4 separate regions of the Homo sapiens genome follow, and all the other regions are linked to region 2. A link is a loop called in an ENCODE intact Hi-C map of the cell type or tissue named here. Cell type or tissue: dorsolateral prefrontal cortex. All regions are shown on one strand. Links, peaks and the distances in the headings refer to the core of each region. The heading gives the core; the rest is flanking DNA.

The links. Hi-C counts contacts between places; a loop is a spot of excess contacts. Peaks named below come from ENCODE experiments on the same cell type or tissue, not always from the same donor. Only the 100,000 strongest peaks of a DNase experiment are listed, where the experiment ranks them.
Region 1: a loop joins it to region 2, with 4 times the contacts of the local background. A loop is called at or near these places in 57 of 110 quality-filtered maps.
Region 3: it touches region 2 in a loop (2.3-fold over the local background); 21 of 110 quality-filtered maps call a loop at or near these places.
Region 4: it touches region 2 in a loop (2.4-fold over the local background); 13 of 110 quality-filtered maps call a loop at or near these places.

The regions. Positions count from the first base shown.
Region 1 is chr16:50,209,255-50,216,815 of GRCh38, forward strand. It overlaps TENT4B (terminal nucleotidyltransferase 4B), which reads left to right. Exons shown (of 12, transcript NM_001365324.3): 2 at 2,069-2,192; 3 at 4,967-5,013; 4 at 6,821-6,941. Among named protein-coding and RNA genes, the nearest start is that of ADCY7, 54 kb to the right of the region's middle. RefSeq lists an enhancer at 748-807 and a silencer at 1,324-1,618. In dorsolateral prefrontal cortex, for the core only: CTCF peaks have their summits at 4,862 (motif pointing right) and 5,066; no DNase peak of the experiment used is centred there.
Region 2 is chr16:50,660,431-50,667,815 of GRCh38, forward strand. It overlaps a transcript of SNX20 not described here. Among named protein-coding and RNA genes, the nearest start is that of SNX20, 17 kb to the right of the region's middle. RefSeq lists enhancers at 4,786-5,287, 6,352-6,871 and a silencer at 5,123-5,212. In dorsolateral prefrontal cortex, for the core only: CTCF peaks have their summits at 5,116 (motif pointing left) and 5,317; a DNase peak (open chromatin) is centred at 5,131; H3K4me3 peaks cover 1,038 bases; H3K27ac peaks cover 924 bases.
Region 3 is chr16:50,588,760-50,596,320 of GRCh38, forward strand. All of the region lies in intron 3 of NKD1 (NKD inhibitor of Wnt signaling pathway 1), which reads left to right. Among named protein-coding and RNA genes, the nearest start is that of NKD1-AS1, 21 kb to the right of the region's middle. In dorsolateral prefrontal cortex, for the core only: CTCF peaks have their summits at 3,489 (motif pointing left) and 5,160; DNase peaks (open chromatin) are centred at 3,412 and 3,842; H3K4me3 peaks cover 1,255 bases; H3K27ac peaks cover 2,854 bases.
Region 4 is chr16:50,242,685-50,250,245 of GRCh38, forward strand. It overlaps a transcript of ADCY7 not described here. Among named protein-coding and RNA genes, the nearest start is that of ADCY7, 20 kb to the right of the region's middle. RefSeq lists enhancers at 1,643-2,355, 2,356-3,067, 3,781-4,492 and silencers at 3,343-3,602, 3,623-3,862, 3,943-4,002. In dorsolateral prefrontal cortex, for the core only: a CTCF peak has its summit at 3,379 (motif pointing right); DNase peaks (open chromatin) are centred at 3,837 and 4,257; H3K4me3 peaks cover 1,579 bases; H3K27me3 peaks cover 1,857 bases.

The DNA of each region.
Region 1 (7,561 bases), core at 2,380-6,379, 450 kb before region 2:
GAGATAAGAAGCAGTCCATTTGTTCTGTCGTTTATTCATGGCCCTCATCTTTGCCAGCCAACCTGTGCAGAAGAGCACAGCAAAGCATAAGCTTCCTAACAGCTATTCCCATTCAGCTGCTGTCTTCAAGAAGCAGAAGGGTTTAGATAACCTTAGAGAACATAATCAAACCTGGGAAACTCAAATCAAAACAAAACTTCGAAACGGAAGTTGAAGGTCCTGAGGTACCCAGAGGCATAGCAAGGAAAACGTCCCCACTGGGATATCTTCTGGATTCACCTACAGACCTCTCTGGAGTTTTAAGATCCACGTTTTATGACATATTGCATAGCAAACAGGCCGAACGCTGTTGTAAATCATCCTCTACGAAAGGCCCAGGTTTTGAAACTGAAGGCCTGAAAAGGCTCCTGCTTACCAGCTGTGTGCTGTACCTGACACACTGAAGCCTGAGAGTGCCAGTCACCTGTCAGAGGGAACACAGCTGCCCTCAGGCAGAACCTGAGTCTAGAACTCAAGGTTTTTGACTCTTAGGCTAAAAATAAAAAATCAGAAGGAGGAACTATGGATTGCTTAATCAGTCACATTTTCACTTTCTAAGGTTTCTTGTAGCAAAAGTTATAGTCTTTGGGGATTGGGATGTAGACACTTTTTTTTCCTTCCCTAAAACAATTTTTGGCCTGCCAGTTTTTCGAGCTTCCTGCTCTGGACCCTGAAGTTGCCATGCAGTTGCAGACATGCTCCTCCTTCAAGGCTCTGTTAAGCTGTGGCTGCCCTTCCTTACCACTGCTGTGCCCCAGGCCAAACCCCCTGCCCCTCCTTCCCCTAAGGCACTTTGCACCTGTTGCTCCGAGCCTTCTGGTCTATCCCAGTTGGTAGAGTCCCTGTGCTTACCTCTGTGGCTCAGTCCTCGTGGGTGGTCAGTGCTCTAGGGAAGGTGAGCTGACCACTTCACTTTCCCTTCCCAGCCATAGCTCTTCACAGCCTCACCAACTTAGAAAGGAATGCTGCTTTTCTCTCTGTCCCCCGTCCTGACTATGTTCAAGTCATTGCTCAGCCCAGTGAGTTTGTCCTTTCTTCCAGACCAGTAGTTTTCCCCCAGTCCCTCAGGCTTCAGCCCTTGAAGGCATCCTTAGCCCCCCACCACCATGATAGTCAGGCGCTGCGCCTATCCGCAGGGTGTGGGTATGTGTGTGTCTTTTGTTTCTGGAGCCCATTCCTTTCCTTCCACCAGCCTCTAGGCCTTCATCCAATCCTTTTGCAACTCAGTGATTCATGACTTTTCCCTGCATCCAGTCTAGTCTCTTTGCTGGTCCATTGTTTCCATAGTTGCCAGTTTAATCTTCTTAAAATGCTGCATTTTTGAAGTCAGTCTCTTTTGGTCCCTCTCAGAAACATTTAAATAGCTATCTGTTGCCACAGGGGGAAAGCTTGAACCTCTTAGCCAGTCATTCAGAGCCTGCCCTCTGCTGGGGCCTGCTTTCCTCTACAGATGCTTCTCCCACTCTGCCTGCCACAGCCCTTGTAGCTGGCTGATTGCCCTGTACCTCGCAGGCTCTGGAAGTCTTCAGCTCCTTCATGGAGCCTTTGCCAGCCATTCTTTTCAAGACTTTGCTGTTGTTCACTGCCTGATTTGTTCATTTGACACTTAATTCACTGAGCAAACATTATGAAAGATGTACTGTTTGCTACTGTGAGGAATGGATCCCCAAGAGATAAGAGGGTCAGTCCCTACTGCCAGGAAACTTGCCTGTGTCACCTGGGTTCAGTATCTTGTGTCTATTAGATCAGAAGTGGAAAGGCAGAGGCCAGCCCGTATGCTTGTTTTATTTTATTTAAATCACCAGCACCCCAGCAAGTGTTTTGCACAGGAAATTTCTCATTATTTAATTATTTTGGGTTTTTTGATTAAATTCTGTACATTCCCATTTTAGCTTATCTTGAGTTATAACATTAAAATTAAGGTAGTCATCAGCTGAATTATAAGACTTAATTAGATAAGATTATTTAAGATAGTGATTTCTCATTAGATTGGCCCTGTTCATATTAACTTTTCTGTTTTTTTCTTCAGTCTGCATGAAGAAATCAGTGATTTTTATGAATACATGTCTCCAAGACCTGAGGAGGAGAAGATGCGGATGGAGGTGGTGAACAGGATCGAGAGTGTAATTAAGGAGCTCTGGCCCAGCGCTGACGTGAGTCCCTTCCTGGGTAGCTTATGCTTCGGACAGTCCTTGTCCACGGGCTAGAAGCCTATCTGCTGGTATCTCATGCTAGTCCTCACATGCAAGTAGAAGTGCTCTGTAGAGTTGTGGTCTAATTAAATTTTAAAGGCAAACAATTTTCTGCAGTCTTTAGAATTGAGGCTTCCTAACTATTTTCATTGGATTGGATGACTAACAACTATTTTTTTTTTGTAGTGCTAATAGCAACTACTAAAGGCAAGCTATCCTTAGAAATTATTAGTGTAAAGAGAAGAAAGACAAATCAAACCTCATTGTTGTAGTGGTCTGTTATTGGATATGATATATCAAAACCTCATTACTACTTAGTTCCAGCCTGCCAGGGTAAACATTATATAATTGTTTACAGCTAAATGAAAATGTCAAGTAAGAACTTTTGTCACTTGAAGTTCATTTCCTTTGGCTAATGCACGCATAAGTCTTTTCTTATTTCTTTCCTGAAATTGCCATTTTTCATCTCTCTCAGACCAGCTAATTGCCTTTTAGACAGCTCCCAGTCAGTGAACAAAATGATTACTCAGGATTTCTTCTTGGCTTATTTGTCGTTTTTGTTACTGGTACTAAGTCTTTTGTTTTTTGTTTTTGAGATGGGGTCTCACTCTGTTGCTGAGGCTGGAGTGCAATAGTGCGATCACGACTTACTGCAGCCTCGATTTCCTGGGCTCAGGTGATCCACCTCAGCATCCCGAGTAGCTGGGACTGCAGGTGCACGCCACCACACTTAGCTAATTTTTGTATTTTTTTGTAGAGACTGAGTCTCACTATGTTGCCCAGGTTGGTCTTGAACTCCTGGGTTCAAGCAATGTGCCCGCCTTGGCCTCCCAAAGTGCTAGGATTACAGGTGTGAGCCACCACACTTGGCCTGTTACTGGTACTAAGTTAATACGTCACTTTTTAGGGCACTTTGAGGGCCTGTTCTACAATTTTGTGTATGCAAAGAAGTACACAAAATAATACTAATAAAATCCATTACTTTGTGTTTGTAGCTTTTCTTCAGGCACTGTCCTGGGTGGTGGTGGGAAGCTAGGGAAGGTTTTTTTCCAATTGGCAAAACAAAGAAGTTTCATTGTATGTAAAACTTGCAAGTATATGACAGTATGTATATGACACTGTAGGTAAAGGGAAAAGGCAAGGGTACTAATGTTTTATGAGCAATGACCATACATCGCATTCTTTCTCCTATGTGATCCAAATCAGTGGTTCTCAGCTAGTGGCTATTTTGTTCTCCAGGGGGCATTTGGCAATGTCCGAGACATATTTGATTGTCCTGACTGGGTACGCACTGCTAGTACCTAGTGGGTAGAGGCCATGGATGCCATCAGCCATTCTATGATGAACAGTATAGGCCCTTACAACAAAGAATTATCCACCCCCAAATGCCAATGTTGAGAAGCCGTGATCTAACTTAACCCTTATCTTTCTTAGGTGGAGGTTGATTATCTATCTATCTCTTTCTCTCCAGCCAGCCAGGCAGCCATCATCTGTCTACCTACAGATGAGGAACATGAGCTTGTGGTTAGGTTCCCAGGTCCATCTCGCCTCAGAGGTTGAACTGGTTTCACTGTTTATCATTTTTTTCCCCCGAGATGGAGTCTCGCTCTGTCGCCCAGGCTGGAGTGCAGTGACATGATCTCAGCTCACTGCAGCCTTTGCCTCCCAGGTTCAAGAAATTTTCCTGTCTCAGCCTCCCAAGTAGCTGGGGTTCAGGCGCCCGTCACCACACCTGGCTGATTTTTGTAATTTTAGTAGAGGTGGGATTTCATCATGTTGGCCAGGCTGGTCTTGAACTCCTGACATCAGGTGACCCACCTGCCTTGGCCTCCCAAAGTGCTGGGATTACAGGCGTGAGCCACTGTGCCCGGCCTATCCTTTTTTTATTACAATTACCTGCATACATATTTCTGCCTGAGTTCCACCGTTCTCCATGGGTTGAGATGGAATGCATCCCAGTTTTATGCCACAGCATGATGTTACCTGATGTTCTTTGTGGAATTGACCTAAAGGCCCTCACTTGCCCTACAGTTAAAGTAGTCTGATCCCAATTTAGTAATCTATTCGAAGACTCCTGCTTAGAGAACAAAAATGAAGGATTTGTGATTGTGTCTCTGGATAATGAGGGAACATTAGTGATCTGAACTGCTTCTGAAAGTTTCCTGTGGTTGGCTTTCTGTATCCACAGGTACCACACCTCCATATTAAACCAACAATGGATTGAAAATATTCAGAAAAAACTATAAAAATAACAATGTACCAATAAAAACAATACAAATTATTTTAAAAATACAGTATAACAACTATTTAGGTAGCATTTACATCATACTTGGTATTATAGGTATTATAAGTAATCTAAAGATGATGTAAAGTACATGGGAGGACTAGCATAGGTTGCATGCAAATACTCTACCATTTTATAGCAGGGACTCAAGCATCTTCAGATTTTGGCATGGTGGGACTGGAACCAATCTCCTGCCGATACCAAGGGACAACTGTATTTTGGTCTATGTGTTTCATATTGAACCAGATAAGTTTAAATTATATTCAGAATGTCTGCTTGTGAAACAGAATCCCCGCTTCATGAAGCTTGGGGTTAGAAAAAAATGCTCTTGTCATACCAAAAAGTACCAGTAGAGGGTAGCAAAAACTGACATTTCTCCATATCTTGGTGACTCAATATGATAACAACTTCTGATAACTCAATATAATAACAACTTCTTTTTCTGTTTCAGGTCCAGATATTTGGAAGTTTTAAAACTGGACTTTATTTACCTACTAGGTTAGTACACTCATGAATCTTTCAAAGGACTTTTCTTAGAGTGTATTCATTTTGGCTGTCAAATTTGTAAGGAGTAGAAACAAAACAAATTTATAAAACAAAATGGGGCTGGGCATGGTGGCTCATGCCTGTAATCCTAGCACTTCGGGAGGCCAAGGAGGGTGGATCATTTGAGGTCAGGAGTTCAAGACCAGCCTGGCCAACATGGTAAAACCCCATCTCTACTAGAAATACAAGAATTAGCCAGGCGTAGCAGTGCGCACCTGTAATCCCAGCTACTCAGGAGGCTGAGGCAGGAGAATTGCTTGAACCCGGGAGGTGAAGGTTGCAGTGAGCCGAGATCGCGCCACTGCACTCCAGCCTGGGCGACAGAGCAAGACTCTGTCTCAAAAAATAAGTAAGTAAATAAATAAAGGATTTACCAGCATTTAATTTGATTTACCTTGAAGTAGAATATCACTTCACATCATCTTACCAAGACATAGATGGTACAGAGAGATGGAAAAGGGATCATGTTGCAATGGAATCAATTAGTTACTAATTTTAGAAATTGACTGCCTGGCAGAGTATTGCTCAGTCCCATAACTTAACCCACTGACACAGATGTTAATGTAGTATCATGATAAAATGTCTGATTATATATCCTCTTGAATGTGAGTTCCCGCTGTCTTGCTCACTCACTCTTACACTCACCCTCGCTTTCAAATTAAGAACTCATTCTACTAGTTATGGCTCCAGCATCCTGATCCAGAAATTCAGGGTACAGATCTCTTCTCTGAGAAAGATCTTGGCCTTTCAGGACTGTTGTTCAGTTTCAGTCTTCTCAAATGAGACCTCTTGTGACGCACAGCCTTGGAGGCTCTCTTTTGGGAAATGATAATGTTTCTCCAAAGGGTGAATACTTGCTCTCTAAGAATTGAAATTGTTTGAACATTCCATCATGGTTATTATTATTATTACCTTAAATTTTAATCTCTCCAGAATAAAGTCAGCATCATGTTTTTCCATTTGAGCTTGATTTGGTATACTTTACCCCAACTTAAAGTGTGCTGAAGTGGATGGACCCTGGCAATTTCCGTTCTTCTCATAGATGCCCTTGGCCTGCAAAAGTCATAAAATACTCAACTTCGAGTTAATATTTCTTATTTAGGTTGTCAGCATCAGTAAAACATGAAAAATCACCTTTCTTAAAAAATTTAATTAAATTTTATGAATAGGTAGTACATTCACATAGTTCACATTTGGAAAAGGCACAAAAATCAATACAGGGAAAAGTCTCAGTCCCACCTCTGCCCCCTGGTTCTCCTTGGAACAGCCGCTTTTACCAGTTTCTCACATATCCTTTCAGAGATATCTGTGCATATAAAAGGACATGTGTGTATATTAACACAAATGGTAGCATGCTGGATACCTGTTCTGCATCCAGCTTAAAGCACTTCATAATATTTCTGAGTTGCAATTAATCTCATCCGGATAGGAAAATCATTATGTCTAGTACCACAAGCGTTTATTAAAGAAAATACATGAAGTGCTTTTTGTTTTTTTTTCTTTGAGGTTTTACTTCTTTCAAAATCACCCTATTTCCTGAGGCCTGAATTCTGTGAAATGACTGAGAGGAGGAGTTTGTTAAAATCAACAACTACTATTTCCCTTCTCCACAAAACCATTATCACCAACACATTTAGTCTTCGTTGGCCAGGGTGGGAAATAGGTTTTAATTGTACTAATGAAGTCTATAAGCATGAGTGTCAGTTAAAACAAGTTTCCAACTTCTTCCGACCCTCTTGTATATGTATTCTGTGTTCAGTGACATCGACCTAGTGGTGTTTGGGAAGTGGGAGAACCTACCCCTCTGGACTCTGGAAGAAGCTCTTCGGAAACACAAAGTCGCAGATGAGGATTCGGTGAAAGTTTTAGACAAAGCAACTGTAAGTTCTGCAGCATTTCATATTAAAATCCTTAGTTATTTACCTATGAAACTTGAATTAAAATTAAAGTTTGGTGAGCACAGTTGCATTGCAAGTGAGTGATTCTTTCATTTTGTTAATGTCACCGTGCTTGCACATAAAAAGTTTTCTGGTTGTCCACACTGGAGTGTGACCATACAATCTCGGCTCACTACAACCTGTGCCTCCTCGGCTCAAGTGATCCTTCTACCTCAGCCTCTTGGGGAGCTGTACTACAAACACAACCTGCCATGCCTGGCTAATTTTGTTGTATTTTTTGTAGAGACGGGGTTTCACCGTGTTACCCAGACTGATCTCCAACTCCTGGGCTCAAGTGATCCACCCACCTCTGCCTCCCAAAATGCTGGGATTACAGGCGTGAGCCACTGCACCTGGTCTGCATTTCTTTTCACAGCAGCAAAATATGCAATTTTATTATACACAGTACTCACTGTAGAGATTTTTGTTTGTTTTATTCATTTTTTTTAGAGAGATACAGTCTCACTATGTTGCCCAGGCTGGTCTCTAACTCCTGGACTCAAGTGATCCTCCCACCTCAGCCTTATGTGTATCTGGGACTAAGGCGCACCCTACCACGCCCT
Region 2 (7,385 bases), core at 3,129-7,128:
TTTCAGACACCTAGTCTCCAGACCTTGCTTACACCTCTCAGTTTGTGTTTGTTACCACAGCCCCAGGAAACATACAATCTACAAGTAGAGAAATGGAGCCCCCAATAAGTGGAGGGACTGGCCCAAGTGCAGCCAGTGCTCCAGTTCATCTAAACCCTGTGGAATGAAATCAGGGAGGGATGTCCTCCTGAAGAAGAATAACCAGCTGCTATTTCCAGTAAGAGCCAGGCAGGAAAAACCCAGAGACACCTAATGCATGACTCGCGGTTCAGTGCTCCCTCCCGGGCGCCTCTGGCTCCTCCCCACCTGGGGAATGCTCTGGAGCATCTCATCACACCTGTAGACCAACCCCTGCAGCCTGCCCATAGCCCCGGAGTAAAGAGGCTGCAAAGACACAGGGGAAAATCTGTCTTGGCGAGGGCTGCTCTGCCGAAAGCCTGCTACACAAGGGCTGTGCAGTGAGGTGCAGGGAGAGGAGTCATGAGAGATGACCCCCAAGGAAAACAGCCAAGGGTCTCAGTGGACCCTCCTGCTAAACATGGTGATGCTGTATAGAAGTGGGGTCCTGAAATCTCATGACTGGATGATTTCATCCCAATGACTCCAAGACTTTTTTTTTTTGAGACAGGGTCTTGCTTTGTCACCCAGGCTGCAGTGCAGTGGCACAATCATAGCTCACTGCAGCCTCGAACTCCTGGGCTCAAGTGATCCTCCCACCTCAGCCTCCCAATTATCTGGGACTATAGGCATGCATCACCATGCCCAGCTAATTTTTTAATTTTTTGTAGAGATGGCATCTCACTATGTTGCCCAGGCTGGTCTTGAATTCCTGACCTCCAGGGATCCTCCCACCTCAGCTTCCCAAAGTGCTGGAAATTACAGACATGAGCCATGGTACCTGGCCTCCACATGCGTCATTTTGAAAAATTCATGTTTAAAAAAGAAATCAGGTTTACACCTTTCTTTTGGGGTGCATGCTTTTGTTTCTAAACACTTGGAATAGGAAAACAACCCTAGAGGCAAGAGGTAGGAGAGCTGAGTTCAAGTCTTTGCTCTTCTACTCATTCCTTCTGTGGCTCTGAGGCTCTTTTTCCATCAGCAAAACCATCCCAGTGGCTCCCAAATGGTGCTCCATCAAAGCCTAGGGGTGCCCTCGATAGGCCTAAGGCAGAGCTCCCTTGCTTCCCAGCTAGAAAAACTTGGCTTTGGCCTCTTTTACATGTTGAGTTTCTGTATCAAATTCCATTTGAAGAAAAGACTCTGTGGCTTAAAAAAAAGTCTGTACCTTGCACTGCAGCAGCTCTGTAATCCCTTCCAACCCAAATATCCCAAGATTCTCCATCAGAATGACAAATGTTCTTCCAACAGCCTTCGTCCTGTTTAGAGGTTGTCATTAAGTGTTCTTTCTGCTGACTGCTTCCTGGAGAGTGGCCTCATGTTTATCCACAGGAGCCTTCATCTTCTGGGGCATGATGCTGCTGAGCACGATCTTCATGCTGGGGCCCTGGGGGACCCTGGGAGAGAGGAGAAAGCAAGCATGGGGACGAGGTGGCGCTCTTTTGAGAGCCCAGAGGCTTGGCATCCCAAGGCTGGGGAAGAGGCTTCAAGGAGAGCAGGCTGGGATGGGTGGGCAGGGTGGCACAGTGGGTAAAGCACAGGCTCTGAAGTCAGATCCCAGCTCTGTCTCTTACAAGCCATGTGACTGTGGGCTAAGCTCTTGTTTTCAGTCCTTTCACCTTAAAATGGGGGCAGTAATAAGGCCTACCTCATAGGGCCACTGTAAGGGTTAAGTGGGCCAAGTTCATAAGGTACTAAGCCAGGGCCTGGCATGAGTGCCCTCCACATACAAGGCATGGGTAATTGGTGGCTATATTTATGTGGAGGCTGCTTGGAGTCTCAGAGCGAATCCAGGGAAGGCAGGAGCATTGGATGGACTGGTGCTGATCACTTCCTATCCCAGACAGGTCCTTTCAGGAACCCTGTGCCAACACATCCCCAGATCTCACTACTGTCTACAGACAATGTATCAGCTAGCTATTCCTACATAACAAACAGCCCCAAAACAACAATAACATCTGATTTGAGTTCACAAAACACATGGCTGAGAATTGGCTGATCTTGGCTGAGTTCACCCACATGTCGGAGTGGGCTGGCGTCAACGGATCTCAGCTGCCCTTGGCTCAGATCCATGTGTCACCTCATCCTGTGTCTCCAGCCGGATACCCTGGGCATTTTCTTCTCATGACAACAACAGAAGCTCAAGGGGGCAAGTGAAATGCACGAGGTCTCTTGAGGCCAAGGCTTGGAGCTGGCACACTGTCCCTTCTGCCACATGACATGGGCCGAAGCCAGTGTCCAGGACAGCCCGGACTCAAAGGGGAGGGAAATTAACCGTGCTTGTTTAGTGACAAGAACTGCAAATGTGTGTGGCAAATGGCATGGAGACGAGGGATGAAGACCCAGGCCATCCCTGCAATTCACCACACACTAGTATGTTAAGGAGGTGCCTGTGAGGAACTTTTGGCCCCCTAGCTGGTTGCTATTCCTGATTCTTTCCTTAGGGAATCTGGGGCTTTGGGGTCAGAACACTGTGCTCGCCTCAGGCTCAAACTCTAGCTCTGTCTGACTGCTATCATACTTGGTGCCTAATAAATATTGACTTTATATTTGCTGCCCCAATTTATTCTTTTATTAACATATTTATATTTTTAAATTTTAACATTTTGTTTTTGTTTTCTGTTGTTTTTTGGTTTGTTTTTTGTTTTTTTGAGACAGAATCTCACTCTGTTGCCCAGGCTGCAGGGCCTTGGCACGATCTCGACTCACTGCAACCTCTGCCTCCTGAGTTCAAGAAATTCTCCTGCTTCAGCCTCTCAGGTAGCTGGGATTACAGGCTCCCACCACTACACCCAGCTAATTTTTGTATTTTTAGTAGAGGCAGGGTTTCACCATGTTGGCCTGGCTGGTCTCAAACTCCTGACTTTAGGTGATCCGTCCGCCTCGGCCTCCCAAAGTGCTGGGATTACAGGCATGAGCCTCCGCACTCGGCCAATTTTAACATTTTTAAATTTTAATTTCTTTTTGTAGAGACAGGGTCTCACTATGTTGGCCAGGCTGGTCTCAAACTCCTGGCCTCAAGTGATCCTCTCACCTCAGCCACCCAAAGTGCCGGGATTACAGGTGTGAGTTGCTGCACCCAGCCTATTAAGATATTCTTATTGTGAAATAGAACACACGGAGAAAAGTGCATAAAAGTGTACAGCTTAACAAATTATTACTAAGCAAATACTTTTACAACCATCACCCTAGAGTAAGAACTGAGACTCCTCACTGTCCCCATCCCAGTCAAAACCTCCTCACCCCCTCGAAGTGATAACCACCATCTCAACTTTTATAGTAACCCTTTCTGCTTTTTTTAATTTCAGGAGTTGTGATGGTTAATTTTATGTCAGCTTAACCGGGCCATGGGATGCCCGGATGTCTGCTTAAACATTATTTCTGGGTATGTCTGCTAGGATAGATTAGCATTGGAGTTGATGCCCTGAGTGTGACAGACGGTCTTCCCCCATGTGAACGGGCATCTTCCAACTCACTGAAGGCCTGTTCGGAACAAAAAAGGCAGAGGACCGTTGGATTTGCCTCCTCTCTGATCGCCAAGCTGGAGCCTGGATCTCCTGCTCTTAGCATTCTTGGTTCCCAGGCCTGCAGACCTGGACTAGAGTCTACACTGTCAGCTCGCTGGCTCTCAGGCCTTCAAACTGCACCACCGGCCTTCCTGGGTCTCCAGCTTGCAGATGGCAGATGCTGGGACTTCTCAGCCGCCATAATTCTAGGAGCTCATCGCTTATACTAAATCTCATTATATGCAAATATATAGACATATACTATATGTCCATATCCATATCTATCTCTGCTCTTGGTTCTTTTTCTCCGGAGAACCCTAGTACAGGAGTTTTGCCATCTAAGCAAGCATGCTTCAGCCCTCTGGTTGAGTCCGACCTGCCCTTGGCCTTCAGGAAATGGAACCACACAGGCTGCATCCGTCTGTGTCTGGCTTCTTTCATGCAGTCTCTTGTGAGGTTCATCCACTTCCTTGTGTCCAAGCATAGCTTGTTTCATAACTGCCTCATGTTCCACATAAGAATACCCCAAGTCCCTTCTCTGTTTTATGGTTCGCAGACACTTGGGTTGTTTCCAGCTGGGGGACAGTATCAGGAGCTGTTCCTGCTGTGCAGTTGTGGTACATGTCTTTTGGTGAGCATGCTTGCCTATCTGTCTATAGGGTATATTCCTAAGGGCGGCATTGCTGGGTACTTACAGGACAGTTTACGTTCAGCTTTGAGGAATGGTGCCAAATGGTTTTCTTAAGTGGTTGTACCATTTATACTCTAACAAGCAGGGAACGTCATTTCTCTTTTCTTTTCCTCCCAGCCTCCTTCCATTTTCCTTTCTTATACTTATTTATCCAACCCACATTACTCACAGTCTCTATAGCCTTGTGTGTCTACTGGTGAATTAAAAGGTCACTAGTGGTGTCCTCTGGGAGTCCTCTTCTCACTCCCCCAGTTCAGTAGGCAGATGGGTGGGGAGTCCCCCACGCCATCTGGGTCCTGAAAAGGTGGGAGATGGGATCTGGGAGGAGCAGGTTATTCAATCTCTCCCCCTGGAAAGCGACGTGGCGCGGGCCTTACTGGGGAAGGGCCTCTCCCCCCAGACCGAGAGAGGCGCAGTTAGGCCCGTTCTCGGAAGCCATGGCCGATCCTGCTCCTGGGGGCGCTGATACTGGCTATTTGCAGCGCCCTCTCTTGTGAAACCCTGCGGATTCCGCTTGCGGGAAGTGGAGGGCGGTGGCCTCCGCCTTTTGGGGCTTCTGGGCTGAGGGAAGAGGATGGAGGGGCAGAAAGGGAGTGAGGTCCCAAACCCCAAGTGGAGGTCGCCCGGGGACCCCCCATCAAAACACTTGCTGGGGAGAGGTTATAGAGGCAGCAAAGCTCTTTCCAGCATGATTTCAAATCCCGTCTAAGGGCTTTCAGAAGCCTGGAGAAAGTTTCGGTTTCCCAGCTGTTTCAGCTTTTTCCGCCCGCACCGCGGCGATGCGTTCGGAGCCGCCGAGGCGGCAGCGCCATCTGCTGTCTACTTTTTAAATTGCAGGATCAGATCCTCTCGGTCTCTCCAGACCTGCCCCGTGGAAAGGGAATAAGATTAAACCAGTAAAAATAGCTTAGATCACCTGAGGTCAGGAATTCGAGACCAGCCTGGCCAACATGGCGAAACCCCGTCTCTACTAAAAAAAGTACAAAAATTAGCCGGGCGTGGTGGCGGGCGCCTGTAATCCCAGCTACTCAGGAGGCTGAGACAGGAGAATCGCTTGAACCCAGGAGGCGGAGTTTGCAGTGAGCCTATATCACGCCACTGCACTCCAGGCTGGGAGACAAGAACGAGACTCTGTCTCAAAAAGAAAAAAATAGTTTAAAGGCCAGGAGCGGTGGCTCATAGCTGTAATCCCATCACTTTGGGAGGCCGAGGTGAGTGGATCACAATGTCAGGAGTTCGAGACCAGCCTGGCCAACATGGTAAAACCCCTGTCTCTACTAAAAATACAAAAATTAGCCAGGCGTGGTGGCGGGCGCCTGTAATCTCAGCTGCTTGGGAGGCTGAGGCAGGAGAATCAGTTGAACCCAGGAGGCAGAAGTTGCAGTGAGCCAAGATCGTGCCACCGCACTCCAGCCTGGCCACAGAGCAAGACTCCATCTAAAAAAAAAAAAATTTAAAATGCCGACAGCCACTGTTATGCAAAGTTCAAGGGCCTCTCTCACACTTAGCTGGGGGAGGAGTGAATACAGCCTTTCTGAAGAAAGAAAAATTAAGTAATAGCAAAATCATTAAGTGTTTATGATTCATAAATACAGTTTTTGTCAACTAAAAAAATAAAATATGTAGAAGTCAAAAAAGTGTCTATGATTCAGAAATGCCACCGTTAGAAGTTGCCATAAGAGTGCACACAAAAAGGACATATGGGTCAAAGTGTTTGCAGCAGTGTTGTCCCAAATAAGGACATTTTGCAACATTGTGGGGTGGTTAAAATAACTATAGAATATGCATTAGAATACAATGAAACCATTAAACATAATGTGGAAGAATATTGTATATTATAGGGAAATGCTCATAATATATAGTGACAATTTAAAAAGCAGATTACAAAACAATATGCCAAGACATGATTTCTGCCCAAGTCTGCCCTGATGGGTGAGCTAACCAAGGTTGCTGCACTGTGAGGGCATAGGGGCTGCCCCTCAGCCCCCACCCCAGCCACTGGGCTCCTCAGGAAAGGACACGTGAGTGTTTACTGCACATCCTACAGATGAGGAGCTCACAAGGACCCTGGATGGGGGAGTCCTCTGAGGTTGCTGGAGCTGCTGCAGCCATCTTGTCACTGCCAGGGGAGAGCTCTCTCTGAGAGCGAAGGCACAGTGGAGGAAAGCAGAACTAAGAAGAGACAGAGAAAGCGAAAGTGGGAGAGAGAGAGAGATATGAGGTGACAAGTGTGGGTCCTTGGATCCTGCTTGGTGTAAAGCTAGCCTGCTCCTGGACTTTACAGATAATAAATTCCTTCCTCATCAGATTAACCTGGGTTTTTGTGGCTTGTAACCAAAAGGGTCTGCACGGCCCACACACAGGCTCCCAGCTCATTTCCTTTGCAATGAGTGGTAACTGGAGGCGGGCGGTGCATGGACCTGCCTTGCAAGGCTTCTCTGTTAGTGGTGCCTGGAGCCCACTCTCTCAGCTGGCACAGCCAGTGTGACACATCAGTCCGGGTGTGTCCTGGACCTACCCCCTTTCTGGGTGCAAACCAGAACTGAGGATGCCGAGGGTGGTGGGGGGGTAGTTTCCTGCCTCAGGGCTGTGCTCCTGCTACCTCTTTGCCTAAAATTCTCCCCTCTCTGTGCTCCCAGGGCCAGCTCCTTTGTATGCTCTGTGATTCTTTGAACAGCGCCCCCTCTGAGAAGCCTTCCCTGACCACCTGGCTGAGGACATCATTCTGTCCCAGCTTCCATTTGCTTTGGGAGTGGCCTCCTGACACTTCACTTCCGTGAGGCAGGGACCAGTTCTGTCCTGGTCACTGCTGTATCCCCAGCTCTAGATAAGGCCTGAGACATCGTAGGAGTGCCAGGGATCTTTGGTTACTGAGAAAACGAGCAGCTAGATCAAGGTTCCCAACACCAACACGCTGGGGACATGTTGGGAGTCAACTTAGCCCTACCAGCAGGTGGAACTAGTTTTGCTGCTCCAAAACAGAGTTCTAGCTATGGGGACAGCCACTAGAGAGCAGAGCTAAGTCCATGCTATGCTGAGGGGCCACAGTCTGCCCTGAACTGTGCCTCCCA
Region 3 (7,561 bases), core at 1,466-5,465, 73 kb before region 2:
TGCCCGGCTAATTTTTGTATTTTTGGTAGAGATGGGGTTTCACCATGTTGGCCAGGCTGGTCTCAAACTCCTGACGTCAAGGGATCCACCTGCCTCAGCCTCCCAAAGTGCTGGGATTACAGGCGTGAGCCACCATGCCTGGCCTCATATTTCTTAACTACTGTCTGCCTCAGTTTCCTTGTTTGTAGAATGGGGAAGTAGCAACGTCTGCCTCATGGTTGTTGTGACGATTAAATGAGTTATAAACATGGGGCGCTTGGGAGGGCATCTGGCACATGGTCAGTGCGGCACACCATTTGGTCTTCCTATTTTGCTGTGACCTCACTGTGCCTAAAGGAAACCTAATGTCCTCTCCGACCCCAGCACTCAGATCTTCCTCGTTGCGCGGTGACTCTTGGTGAGCCTTGGGCCTGGCTGCTTCTCCCAAGATGGTTTAAACTCAAGCCCCTGTTCTTTAGACTAAGTTCCCCTTTTTAATACTATTTCTCATAGAACATTTCAGACAGACACGAAAGTAGAGAGAATACGGAAATGAGTTTCCTCGCGCCAGTCCCTCAGACGCAAGCACCAGTCGAGTTTCTTGACTTCCTTTTTAAGCATTAAACTTCACTGGTGGTGAAAAAGAGCTTTTTAAGCCCACGCCTTCCTCATGGGTTTTGTTTGGTTTTGCTTTTCTATAGCCCAGCATGCCCTGAGGTGCTGCACGGTGGAAGCTCTGGGCAGCTGGCACTTGCAGCCCACTCTAGTCAGCCTGGTCGGGGGCACCATTAAGACAGGGCTGTGCCTTGCTAGTTCCAACCTGTAATTAGTGGAGCCGCCCCGAGGGTTCATCCCTCCAGAGGTGGTGGCCCAAGTCTGGGTAGTTCACGCTCCCCTATAAAGGCAGCGGGCAAATGGATCATGTTGGAGGCCTTTGCTGAATGCTTTCTTTTCTTTTCTCTTCTCTTCTCTTCTCTTCTCTTCTCTTCTCTTCTCTTCTCTTCTCTTCTCTTCTCTTCTCTTCTCTCCTCTCCTCTCCTCTCCTCTCCTCTCCTCTCCTCTCCTCTCCTCTCCTCTCCTCTCCTCTCCTCTCTTTTCTCTTCTCTTTTTTTTCCTTTTCTCTTTTTGAGACAGGGTCTTGCTCTGTTGTTCAGGCTGGAGTGCAATGGCACCATCCCAGCTGACGGCAGCCTCCCATTCCTGAGCTCAAGCAATCCTCCTGCCTCAGCCTCCTGAGTAGCTGGGACTACAGTTGCATGCCACCATGCCAGGCTAATTTTTAAATTTTTTGTAGACAGGTCTTGCTATGATTCCCAGGCTGGTCTTGAACCCCTGGGCTCAAGTGATCCTCCTGCCTTGGCCTCCCAAAGTGCTGGGATTACAGGAATGAGCCACTGTGCCTGGCCCTGAACACTCTTTTGACCTTGATACTATAGGTGACCTCTCCTGCCAATCCAGCTTTCCCATTTTTGGAGGAGGCCCAACCTTTTCCAGAACTCTTGGGCTTAACCTCATCTCCCCATACTGATACTTTTGTGTTTGTTCAAATAATATTAGAACACATCAGATCCTCATGTAAGTCTGGCCTATGCCTGATGGAGGAAGAAAAAAATCCCCACATGTGTTCACACCCTCCTATATGTTAAAACCAACGAATGCTAAAGATGTTTAGAAACAGTCATCCTTCTTTTTCTTGAGATGGTCATCCTTCTTTTACATTACAAGTGTGTCTTTATGTACTTTATATTCACCTTCATTTTTATTTATTTAACAAGCATTTATATGGTGCTTCTAAGGAACTAGGTATTGTTTTCCAAGCGCTTTACAAATGTGAGCTAATTTAATGCTCCCAGCAACTCCACAAGGCAGATATTATTATTTGCCCATCATACAGAGGAGGAAACTAAGGTACAAAGAAGTTTATTAGTTTGCCCAGCATCACACAACCTGTAGGTGACAGAGCCAGGACCCAAGCCTCAGGCCATGTGGGGGCATGGTCTGGGCCCCACACCACCTGGCAATGCCGTTTGCTCCTTTACTGCCATTATGAGTTTGTGGCCATTAGCATTAAGCCTTTTTTTTGTTGTTGTTGTTGTTGAGATGGAGTCTCACTTTGTTGCCCAGGCTGGAGTGCAGTGGCACAATCTCGGCTCACTGCAACCTCCACCTCCAAGGTTCAAGTGATTCTTCTGCCTCAGCTTCCTGAGTAGCTGGTAGCTGGGATTACAGGTGCCTGCCACCATGCCCAGCTATTTTTTTTTTTCAGTAGAGACGGAGTTTAACCTTGTTGGCCAGGCTGGTCTCGAACTCCTGACCTCAAGTCATCTGCCTGCCTCAGCCTCCCAAAGTGCTGGTATTACAGGTGTGAGTCACTGTGCCCGGCCAGAATGAAGCCTCTTTTTAAATTAACCTGATAATTCTTTTTTGAGGTACTGACTGTTAGGCTGAGGCTGATGGGGTCCTTCCTGGTGTTCCATGCAGGTAGATATTTGCCGTTTGTTCCTCAGCCTGTGAGCTGCGCTTCTCTCTCCATCTGTAGCCACTGTGGCTCCCCTGTGGGCAGGGTGTCTGGCGCTGGGAGGGTTGGGTGCTGGGTTGATGCAGAGTTGAGGGAAGCATTCACATCCACACTTTTCTTTCCTTCTCCTCAAAATACTTTTGCCTCCTGAGACAGACGGTACTGAGGACGGATCATTGGCTTTGCAAGTGGGCAGTGGCCCTTCTGGGTGGCCTGAAGACAGCAGAGGAGGAACGGAGCCTGGGGCCTGGCTGAATTGGCCCTCTCCTGAGCCTGTGGAGTCATGCTCTATTGTAGCAGTAAAGTCTTTGGAGATACCCTCTTGCCATGCTTCCTCTTTTTGTACAGATGAGGAAACTGAGGCAGACCACCCAGCTCCCAGGCTAGCATTTTTCCCTACCATAACCATTTGTTTCCCAGTGAGCTGGACTGAGAAGCTACAGCAAGACTTCAGAGGGTTTTGAGTTGATTGAAGCACGGAGCCAGTGAAGGCTGTGGAGCCAGGAAGGGGCCCTGTGAAAATAAAATGAGCGTGCGCCACCTGGGCTGGGGTGCGAGCCAGGGAGCTGGTGTGGCAATGCGTTCTCCAGGTAATTGACCTCAGGCTATATGCCTGGCTGAACCAAGAAATAGGTGGGGTGGCTGCCCGGGGATAGGCAGGAAAGCTGTGTGGGCGGGGGCCAAGCAACCCAAGGGGACCCTGTCTGCTTGTGTGTGGAACAACCTGGGCTGTGTGTGGGATGTGATGGCCTTGGTCTCAGATTGGAGAAGCCCATTGCACCTGCCCCATTTGCATTCTGGGCAGTGACTTGGCTGCCGCTGAGGACAGAGCTGGCTAAGGCCACAGGGAGACGCCAGGCCTGTGTTTTGAGCAGGGGCCAGGGCTGGATGCTGGAATAGGCAGCCGGCTCAGGTCCAGTCCACATTGGCCTTGGATCAATGAAAGCTGTCCCAAGGCCAGCGCGTTGCTGCTGCCGCCGCCTGGGGGCTGCTGGACTGGGCGGGGCCTTCTAAGGCCACTGTCCCCAAGTCACTGGCTCTGAGAACATTGCCAGCATGTCCTGGGCCCACTGGGGGTGGGTCCTAGCCCTGCCCCATGCCCTCCCCACTCCATGATTCATAGTTTCACTTGTCCCTGCCTGGCATCGCAGCCAGGATGGTTTTATCGATGCACAGAGAAAATACAGAGCCTGCAGAGAGGAGGAAGAGAGGGTTAGCGGTGTCCTTTTTTGTCTGCTATTTTATGTGTCGTTTTCCAGGCACCATGCCAGCTCTGTAAGGGCCTTCAGTAATGAGGGAGAAATGTACGGACCCTGTCCTCAACGAGTTTAGCCGGCTGGGGAGCCTGCAAGCCACAAGTAGTTGTCTCACAGAGCGCCAAAGGCTGCAAGGAGGATGCAGAGTGGGGCCCGCACAGAGCCCGGGGCTCCAGGGATGGCTTCTCTGAGACTGGAAGAATGAATTAGGAGGCAGCGAGAAGCAGCGAGTAGGGGAGCATCCTGCACAGAGGGTGGTGATGGGGAGGGGGAGGGGGCGGAATTGAAGGCATGGGCTGTGGGGGAGGGCTAGTGCAGAAGCGGGTGGAGACAGGCAGGGTCAGTTGTAGGGACGGCATCCCTGGTCCCTTTACCCAGGGCAGTTCCAGTCTCTCCCAACCTGGGTATGAACAGCACTCCCTTTGTCTCTCTAAAGTGTCCTGGTTAAGGCACTAGCATTATATGGGCAGTCCAGGTATAAGTACCTATGTTTATCTCACAAATAGGGAAACCAAGGCTCATGGAGAGTTTGTTGTGCAAGGACTTGGAACGAGGATGGAACCGAGTGGGGCCGGGAACTGTGCCTGCTTGACTGGAGAGCTCAGGCTCTCCCATCGCCCCACACCATCCTCCTTAGTGAAATTAAACATGTTCTCTGAGCATAGACTCTGCCCAGCCTCATGCCCAGGTGGCAAGGGTGAGGAGGAGCGAGTGAGCAGGACTCACTCACTGGCTTATGAGGAGAATAAGCTCACCCTGGCTTAAGCCAAAAGGGGAGATTTTGTGGTCCACGTCATTGAAAAATGTAGGGGAGGTACTAGCTTCAGGCACCATTTGATCCAGGGGCTCAAATGATGTCAGGACCCCTTTTGCATCCCCTCGTGGCTCTGTTTTCCTGGGTATTAGCTTTTTTCATAGCTAGAATTTCTCTGTGAGGTGGTAAAGTGCTCTCAGTAGGGTCAGGCTCTCAGCTCACATCTCACCAAAGTCAACAGAGAGAAAGAAGATGTCCTGGGGTTGCCTCTCCTTGGCATAGCTTGGGTTGTGTGCCCGGCCCTGACCAGTCCCCATGGCTGGCGTGGTGCGAAGCTCTTACTGGGCAGGCCTGGGTCATGTGCCCTCCCTGGTGGTTACGGGGAGAAATCAGCCTGCCCACACCATGTGGGTGAGAGGAATGGAGGGGCAGGGTTTCCAGATAAAATATAGGACACACAGTTAAATTTGAATTTCAGATAAATAGCACTTCATTTTTTTGTGTTTTAAGTCTATCCCAAATACTACATGGGACATACTTATGCTACACAGTGATCTGTTATCTGATATTCAAACTTAACTGAATGTCCTATGTTTTTATTTGTGAGGTCTAGAAAGCCGCCAGGGAAAATCAAAGTGTTCCCAGAAGAAGGAGGAAGGGGGCGCTGGAGACCAGGGGCTTCTGAATTTCAGATGCCCACTGCAGGAGCCAGATGAGGGACAAAGAGCTTCCTACAGCCTCGGCTTCCTCCCAAACTTACAGTCTGTGAAGCCAGCCTGAAACGCGCTGGCTGAATGAGAGAGGTTCCTGGGGCACAAGGTGCTTAGAACAAGCTTCTTGCACTTGAATTAGGCTCTGAAAGATGGGGAGGGGGTTTCCTGAAGTGGGGCTGGCATGGGGTGGGGTGGGGTGGGAAGAAAATGTCCATTTCCATTTTTCTGCCTCTCAGGCCTGAGCCCTGGCATCAGGGTCCCTGGCCTCTCACGTAGCTGGATTGGCCACAGTGTGACCATTGCCTTTCTGGGCTGGACTGATGTTCCACCTGCTTTGTCTGAGACCAACCAGCTTGCAATTCATTGGCCTGCCTACTCCCTGTGAATTCACCAAGTGGGTCAGGATTCCTCCAACTACCCGCGTAGTTCAGGGGAGAGCCCTGTGAGGTCAGGGACTGCAGAAACAGAGCCTGAGGTGAGGGTCACGTGCTAGTGATTCACTCAGGACACTGTCCCAGGGCAGGGCAGGCCAGTGAGGCAGTGGAGGAAGCAGGACAGACAAGAGGAAGAAGCCAAGCACAGGTGCCATTTCAGGCAAAGTCTTGGCTTCAGTCTGACCCTCTGGGGGAGCTCTGGGGTATAAATTATGCTTCTGAGTTTGTCGTGACAGGAGGTATGGGCTTTCATTCTCCTGCACCAGGCTCAGGGCCACCTGGGGTGGGGACACGGCAGTTCTCTGAGTCTGCAGACATAGCCCTAGGGCAGGCCTCTGAAGAGGGCCCCCAGGTGTGAGCTGCTGGTGGGGAGCACATAGGGAAGGGAGGGGGGCACACAGACCCGGGGGGATCTGCACGTGCACACGGTGCCCTGGGGAGGTGGACTGCTATCAAAGGGTCTAAAGAAGTAAGGAGACCCCTGATCTGTGAGCACCTCGTGGGAGGCCTGCTACAGGTGGTCTGGAAAGGCTTGAGAAGTCCACGCAGCATTCCCCAAACGTCCTGGGCCCCCATGCCTGGACCCACTACGTTTTCCTTTGAAATGTTTGGTTGCCTGAGACAGTGCTTGTGGAGAAACCGTCCAAAGGTGGGCTTGTTGGTCTGGGTGCTCCAGCCCTTGGCAGTCAGGGTGTGTGGGGGCTCTTGTCCTGTGCCTCTGCTCCCCGAGGGAACTCATCGCTCGCTGGTTCTTTGCTACCAGCTGTGGGTCCTCTATATTCGGATCCTGGCTCTGCTCCTCTTTGGCTTTGTGACCCTGGGTAAGTCCTGTCCCTTTTTGAGCCCTTAGTTTCCCCATCTGGACTCTCAGAGGTTCCTAAACTAAAATTCACAAAAGGACTTGTAGTGGGGAGGTTCATGAACCCCCTGAAATTCAATGTGCAATTTTCTTTGCATGGCATTTTTCTAGGGGGACATTCTCAGAGGGGCTGGGTCCTTCTTGCAGGTCAGAACCTCTGAACAAAGGCTCTGGCCTGGCCTGATGCTGGTGGTCCTGGTGGAAATGTGGGGCTCAGACAGCAGAGGCCTCTCTTCCAGATCCAGGAACACCCAGGGGCATGTCCTGAGAGCCCTGGCCTTCCTCTCGGGAGTGCTCCGTTTCTCCCAGCCTTACCACTCTCTTGCCTCCCCTATGACTCTAAGTCTCCCCATCTGTAAAAACAGCAATAGCTCACACGTGGACCTCCTGGGGTTGTTGGGTGAGGTACAAGTGTGATGGGTGAGGTACAGGTGTGATGGGTGGAGTCACTGCCATGAAGACCTTCTTATCCCCAGGCCCAAGAGTGGCCTCAAACCTTCCATGCTGACCATACGGACTCTCCCAGACCTCACTGGCTTCCCAGGTGACCACCCTGTGGTGACACGGGCCCCTGATGTGGGCTGTTGACTGGACCTGCAGGGGCAGGCAGTGGCCTTCTAGATCCCCATACTTTTTGCTTTGAGATCTTTGGTTGCCTGAGAATGGCAACAGCAAAATTTGGTGTGTGCTGGTTGGGATGGGCAGGAGAGAGTGCCACCCTGCTCCCCCTGAGCCCCCGATGACAGCCTGGCTTGCATGCTCAGCTGGTCTCATGCCATTTCTGGAATCAAAGCGCTGTCTGCATTACACAGCCCCTGGCTTCCTATGCATGTACAGTGAGAGCAGTGAGAAGCAGGCATGGGTGTGGCTGTGGCCTCTTTGTGGCCTGGGTGCACTGTGTGGCTGTGGAAGGGAGCAATGGGGTCTGGGTGGACCAAAGTCTGGAGTCTCCACCTTCCCTCCCAGCTGGAATCAGGAGGCCACCCATTTCACCAGAATGCTGTAGGTCTTGCCACTGCTAGGGCCAAGACCCTTTTAGCAGACTTCT
Region 4 (7,561 bases), core at 1,207-5,206, 420 kb before region 2:
TCTCGTTGCACAAGTGAAATAAAGCCCCAAACTCTTGCCCACCACAGAAAGTGACTCGGGCAACACATGCAGAGTGCCCTGGAGCAGTGGGCACTGGGCACTCATAAGTTAGGAGGGACCCCAGGTCACTGCGTTCTGGAGCTTATCAACACAGTGGATAATTAAAATCATAAACACGGCTGGGTGTGGTGGCTCATGGCTGTAATCCCAGCACTTTGGGAGGCCAAGGTGGATGGATCATTTGAGGTCAGGAGTTCGAGACCAGCATGGCCAACATGGTGAAATCCTGTCTCTACTAAAAATAACGAAAATTAGCTGGGCGTGGTGGTGGGCGCCTGTAGTCCCAGCTACTTGGGAGGCTGAGGCAGGAAAATCGCTTGAACCCGGGAGGTGGAGGTTGCGGTGAGCTGAGATTGCGCCACTGCACTCCAGCCTGGGAGACAGAGCAACACTCTGTCTCAATGAATAAATAAATCATTAAAATCACAAACACATTAGATGTGGACATCTGGAGACTTCCTCATCTGGACAGAGACATGCAACTTTCAACAGCAGCTCTTCCGTGTGCATTCAATTTCCCATGCATACTTCTCCACTCCAAAATTACTAACGTATTTTCTCTTATAGGTTTCATTTTCAAACACAAATATCTTTCCTCTATTAGTTTTTGTTTGTTTTTTTAAAAAGACAGGGATCTTGTTATGTTGCCCAGGCTGGTCTCAAACTCCTGGGCTCAAACGATTCTCCTGCCTTGGCCTCCCAATAGGTAGGACTACAAGCTCATGCCACTGCTGGTGTAAAATTTTTTTTAAATAAAAATTAAACGAATTTTTATTAAAAAAAATTTTTAGGCCAGGTGCAGGTGACTCATGCCTCTAATCCCACCCAGCACTTTGGAGGCTGAGGCAAGAGGATCACTTGTGCCCAGGAGTTTGAGACCAGCCTGGATAACATAGTGAGACCCTGTCTCTACAAACAAACAAAATAACCAGATGTGGTTCTGTGTGCCCATGTCTCGCTATGTTGCCCAGGCTAGGGTGCAGTGGTGCGATCACCACTCACTGCAGCCTCCACCTCCTGGGCTCAAGCGATCCTCCTGCCTCAGCCTCCCAAGTAGCTGGGACCACAGCCACGTGCCACCAGTTTATCCAGCTGTGGCTTTAAAAAAAAAAAAGGCGCCATTCCTTTTCCTTTCTGATTTGAAGTGCCATCCTTGTCACAAATTAAACTCACCTGGATTTTAAAAATACTGCATATTCCCAGACCCACCCAAGGACCAGAATCTCTGGGAATGGGACTCCAGCCTTATTTGGAATCCAGTGCCTTAGAGCCTTGCTACCCAGTCTGCCAAGGACCAGCAGCATCAGCGTAACCTGGGAGTGAGACAGAAGTTAAGTCTCAGTACGGACCCAGTTCTGCTGAATTCGAAACTGAGTGGAGCCCAGCCATGTGTGCCTTCACCAGACCTCTGGGTGAGTCCGTTGCTGGTTACCATTTGAGAATCCCCTATTGAGGACTGAGTATCCAACGGGGTGATCCCGCTGACAGGTCCACAGTGGCGATGAGGACCATGGGGATGATGGATATGTCCCGAAGGTTCTGATGGGAGCAGTTATGCAGGCACGGTGTATAACTCACTTTCTCCAGCTCTGTTTTCCTGTCTGCTGTCAGGAGACTTGCTCATAGATTTGCGTGAAGATGACACACAGATGACGGGCTGGGAAGTCATAGCACTGTTCCACACACCGGAAAGGGCTGAGGGCTCCTGGCTTGGAGAGCACTGAGTGTGGGTCCCAGCAGGACCCTCCCTCCATAGCTGGCTCCGCTCCCCTCTCTCTTTCCAGGGCTGACCTTGGCAGAGGTCACCGTGACCCTGAGGCACTGGCTGTTCTGAAGGCCTTGGGGAAACAGGTGGGTTTCTTCGTTTTCAAGGTTCTGCTAAAGGGGTGGGGCTGCCGGGGGTGGGCGGTGCTTTCGGAAGCTGGCTCTGCTGATGATCCTATTACCTTTCTTCACTGCTGCCGGGATTCCCATTACCGGCGCAGGGAGGCCCCAGCTGCTCAGATCTTCCCGGGTGAGCCCTCAGGATGCTGCAGTGACCCGGCCAGGGCCCTCCACGGGGAGGCCGATGAGTAGTGGAGTCGCACCGGCCCAGAGAGCCAAATGCCACCATGCTTGATGCCCGGGGGCTGCACGAGCCCAGAGGAGCTGCCTGACCAGCGCGGGAAGCCGAGAGGGCTTGCTGCTGCTGGGATGTAAGTCTCAGGTGGGACCTCTCTGTGGCCATCTGGAGTGGAAATCAGAGGCTCCACCTTCCAGCCTCGGCCATCTGATTTCTCAGCATGGTTTCAACGTGGGTGGCCTGAGGCTGGGTTCCAGGCCCACCGCGGGGGGCAACGCCCTCCCACACCAAGATCTCTCCCCTCTAGGGTGAGCCGGGGTAGCAGGCTCCAGGATTCCACCATAGGTTCCCAGTAGATCAGCGTTTCTGCTACCTGTTTGTCATAGATTTCCTCCGTGCTTGTTAAACTACAGACTCTCTGGCCCTTTCTATGAAGACCTGCTAGGGCCTTGGGGGTCGGACCTGAGAAATCGGCATAACAGGTGCTTCTGTAACCCCTCTCAGTGAAGTGGGAACCCCCAATTCCTGGGTACCAGGGAGCTTTAGACCAGTGGGAAAGGGCGGGATTCATGGGGGTCTGCGAGTGAGAAATGCCCTCGTAGACTTGATTACTCCTGCGGACGACCTCCTCTGCCCCTCCCAGGGTGACTCACAGGAGGCTTTCTTGCTCACCCTGTCTGAGTTTCTTGGAAACAGAGCAGATTTTTTTTCTGCCAACACTGGGGCCCCACCCTGGGTTGCAGGGATCACAACGAGGTTACAACACCTACTTTCTGAGGACACCTACAGGGGTGGTCGCTGTCATCTCCCGCCCCTGAGCCCTGCCATAGGAGGTTAAGGCCTGAGTGAGACGTAAGGCGGGACCAAAGCTCCCCCGGCTTGGGAGGAGGGCACTGGCCCGCCGTCTGTGGATCCTTCCAGAAACACGGGCGCTCCTGCAGGGGGAGGGGAGGCCTGGGGCAGAAACACTGGAAGAGTTTGCTAGAAAGTGTTTCCCTCTGGGGGTGGGGCCGGCCTGGCGCTCCCCAGCACGTGCGCGCGGTACCTGGAGAAGGTCCTGCTGGGACGCCTTTCCTTCCTGCGGCGCCCCGAGCTTGCCCGGCCGCTCCCTCCCGCGGCAGCGCCTTTCCCACGGTTCTAGGGGAGCTGGGGTGGGGTGGGGTGGGGTGGGGCGGGGCGGGGACAGCTGCGCTTGCAGGGTGGACGCGGCCTCCTGGGCGCCCCCCAGCCCCCAGCCCCCCGCCCCGGCTCCCGCCCCCGCGCCCCAGGCCTGGGACACGCGGCCAGCGGGGGGCGCCTGCGGCCGCTCCTCCTTCCCCGCCCGCGGTGAGTGCCGGGCCAGCCCGCTGCCACTGGGGCGGCCACTCGGGCGGCGGTGGAGCGGGAGCGCGCAGCAGGTGAGCGCGGGGCGCGGGGGAGCGCGGCGGGCGGGCCGGGGATGCGCCCGGGGTCGGGGGTGCCCGTGGCCGCTGCCCCTCTCCGCGCGGTCCCCACACAGGCGGGCGGGTGGCCCCTCTCCCGGCCCGCCCTTCCCCGGCCTCGCGGGTGCCCGGCGGTGGCGGCTCCTGCCCGGGTGGGTCGGAAATGCTCCGAGACCCCTCCCTCGGGCCACGACCTCCTCCCTTAGGCACGGCCAGGAGACGCTTCCCAGACGCTGCCCCAGCTGGCGCCCGCTTTCCGATAACAAGACTGAGACTCGAGGGAGGCCGCCCGGCCCCAGACCCCTGTGGTGGAGCCCGACTGGCTTAGGGCACAGAAGGGGGCTGGCTCGGGGCGGCGGGGCCTGTTGGAAGCAAACACTGCACAGGGTAGCAGCCTCTGTGGGCGCAGGACCGGGCTGTGGGTCTGCAGCGCTCCCGCCGGAGCCAGCAGCGAGCAGGACCCCTCGGTGGCCAAAGGGGACCAGGGTCCAGGGGAGAGTGAGCCAGGCCCGGCCCCTGCCTCGGACCCCAACCGGGAAACCCAGATGCCTTGCACATGAGGAAGTGACAATGGGAGCCGACCCCGGGTAGGGGAGAGAGGCTGGAGCCTCTCCATGGATTGGAGTTGTTCCCTTTACTGGTTTATGTCTCAGGTCCCCTCCCTCAAAGGCCAGGAACTCCTTTCTGAGTCCCAGAGCTGAAGCTGGAAATGACCACGTGGGCGCCGTGGACAGAAGTAGAGCCCTTAAAATGAGGAACAGGATACCCTGTGTGGTCGGCTGAAGCCCCCTCGGGCCTGGTCCAGAGTGATGCTCCAGAGATTGAATGAATGAATGAATGAATGAATGAATGCATGACCAACAGGACTGTAGTGAACTCCGGGTGAGGCTACAGCTGTGGGGACTTAGGCAGGGGCTTTGGGCCCTGAGAGGAGGGGGTTCTCAGGTTCAGTGAATGCCTTCAAACGTGGGCAGGTGCCCTTGTAGAAGGGAGTTTGTGGGCTGTGGAGCTGGGGACAGGCTGTGGGGAGGGGTCAGACTCCAGGTCTATGGGGGGACCCCACAGGAGTGGCTGACTGGGCCTGGGGAGCAGAGGTGAGAACCCTGCATGGTGAGTTGGGTCCATATGCGGAGGCAGGATTTTTTTTTTCTTGAAACAGGGCCTTGCTCTGTCCTCCAGGCTGAAGTGCAGTGGCACAATCATGGCTTACGGCAACCTCCACCTCCCAGGCTCAGGTGATCCTCCCACCTCAGCCTCCCGAGTAGCAGCTGGGATTACAGGTGTGCGCCACCACGCCTGGCTAATTTAGTAATTTTTTTTTTTTTTTTTTTTGGTGGACGCATGGTCTCACTATGTTGTCCAGGCTAGTCTTGAACTCCCGGGCTCAAGTGATCCTCCTGCGTCAGCCTCCCAAAGTGCTGAGATTACAGGTGTGAGCCACTGTGCCCAGCCTTTCTTTCTTTCTTTCTTTTTGACTCCTGATTTTATGATTCAGTTTCTTTTCCATCTGAAGCAGTCTTCTGTGGCTGGGAGCCTGGCTTCGCAGGACCAGGTGTTCTAAAGCTGCCTCTCCTCTGCTCGTTCGGGATCCCCAGGTGCTGGGTCCTCTTCCCTCAGCAGCCACACAGGCCCTAAGTGCCCTTGGGCTTAAAAGAGTGGGTACTTTTGGGCTTTTTACAGAGGAGAGCAGGGAGAGCTGAGGCTGCTGAGCCCTCCCAGGGAGCCCTCCAATTTCCCAGGCCCTTACAAAGCCCCTGCGTATCCCTTGTATCTTTAATCATAAGTTAGGCAGGACCCAAACGACCAGTCCCATTTGCAGATGAGAAAGCGGAGGTCCTCACAGGTCTGGTAGCAAGGAGCCGGGCTGTTCTCATGTGTTCTTGGTGGAGCTGGTTTGGGTCCACATCAGCGAGCCTGAGCTCCATCCCTAAATGCAGAATCAAGTGGGCCTGGTGAGTGCCCGACCACGGGCAGCACACATTCCCTGCCCTTGCCCCGCCCACCTCTCCCTCTTCCTGTTCGTACCCCATACCCAGAAGAGCCCTGGGGCTTTGCTCCTGACCCCCACCTCTTGGAGCCCCCTTCTTGATGGGCACAAAGGAATGTTGCTGATGGAGAGGGGCCTATGTCCCCTCCTCCCCATCCCTGCTGAATCCAGCAAGGGGTGGCCTGTGTCTGGGCAGGAGGCAGAGAGCTGAGTTAGGCATGGGCCCTGCCATGGCCAGTAGGGGAGACCAAGTGGATGCACTTTGACGCCAAACACTCACACTGCAGGCAGGCTAGGCTGTGCTTTTGCGCATTGAAGGGTAGGCAGGGGCCGTTACTTTTTACAGATACCCTGTATAAAAATTTAGGGTATCTTTGGGGGAGTTCGTGGACAGATCATTTTCTTATTTAGTCGTGCTTTCTGTGTTTTCAAAATTGTCGGCAATGAGGAAGAAAAGCAAAACTTTATTCCCTTTGTGTTTGCTCTGGTAAATTTTCAAGAGCAGTTCTGCTGCATCTGAATCTTAGAATTGGGTTTGCAAGATGAGGTCTGGAGGCTGATGCCAGTTTCTGAATTTGACAGGATATCACGTGGTGAGGTTCCAGGATTTTGAGGTATTTCAGTACACAATAGCCTCACAGCCTAACAGAACGGCCTGGGACTCAGGTGGACGATACCCTTTTGGTCGGTGGCAGAGCTTCATGTCACCTCTTCCGCTGTGTGTCTGCTGGGATCTGTGGCTCATGGCGGTTGGGAAGCTATCTGGGTCCTGCCTCCTCTTCCCAGATACTGCAGACTGTGTGTGGCCCCCTTGAGTGCTTTCTGCTCTCTGCGTAAGAGCCTGCACCACTCCCACCTCCCAGGCCTTGCCCTTTGCTGTGCCTTCTTCCTGTAAGCCTTCCAGCATGGTCCTATTGTGTGTCTTAGCAAGTACTCAGGCTCTGGCCTGGCGCAGCGGCTCACACCTGTAATTCTAGCTCTTTAGGAGGCTGAGGCAGGCAGATTGCTTGAAGTCAGGAGTTTGAGACCAGCCTGGCCAACATGATGAAACCCCGTCTCTACTAAAAATACAAAAATTAGCCAGGCATGGTGGTGTGTGCCTGTAGTCCCAGCTACTTGGGAGGCTGAGGCATGAGAATTGCTTGAACTCAGGAGGCAGAAGTTGCAGTGAGCCGAGTTAGCGCCACTGCACTCCAGCTTGCTCTGGGCGACAGAGCAAGACTCCGTCTAAAACAACAACAACAACAACAACAACAACAAAACCAAAGTACTCAGGCCCCTCTTAGACAGTTGACCTCATGGGTTCCCCCTGAGCCCTGGTCTGTGGGTTAGGGATGTGGCCTGCAGGTGATTATGACTTCAGGCTCTGCCTTTTGGACCTGGACATTTGGGCCTCGACTATACTGTAAGGGGAGAACATGGCAGGCACTCCTGGCCCCAGCCCTCTAAGGCCCTCGTTATCGCCCAGTTTGCCAGGAGGTGGGGAGGCTCCTCTGCAGGTAAGCACATTCTTTCTCTGGAAATGGCTATGTGGGGCCCTGCTGGGGGAGGTGGTGGGCATCTGGCCAGGGCCATTGCCAGGTGTGGGGAGCGGGCAGCCTGCGGCCCAGCCCATGTGTGCACAGGAGGGTGCTCCTTCAATTAATGACCACCTGCTGAGTGAGGTGCCTTGAGCAGCTGTTTGCAGAGGGAGCCCCTGTTCAGTTAACAACAAAGGTCTTTCTTTGGAAGCTCTTGGGCCTGGAGGACAAGAGCAGCACAAGCTCTAAAGAGAGTCCCCTGGGCTTGAGTCCCAGCTCAATGTTTGGTAGCTGTGTGACTTTGGGCAAGTGCTTCAACCCCTCTGAGCCTTCAGTTTCTCACTTATACAATGCGGACAGTAAGAGTGCTTATCTCAAAGGCCAAGGATTTAACCTCCAGGTTAAAGGACACTGAAGAGAGGTGACAACAAAATGAATTGGCCGGGTGGGGTGGCTCACGCCTGTAATTCCAGCACACTGGGAGGCCGAGGCGGGCGGATCACTTGAGCTC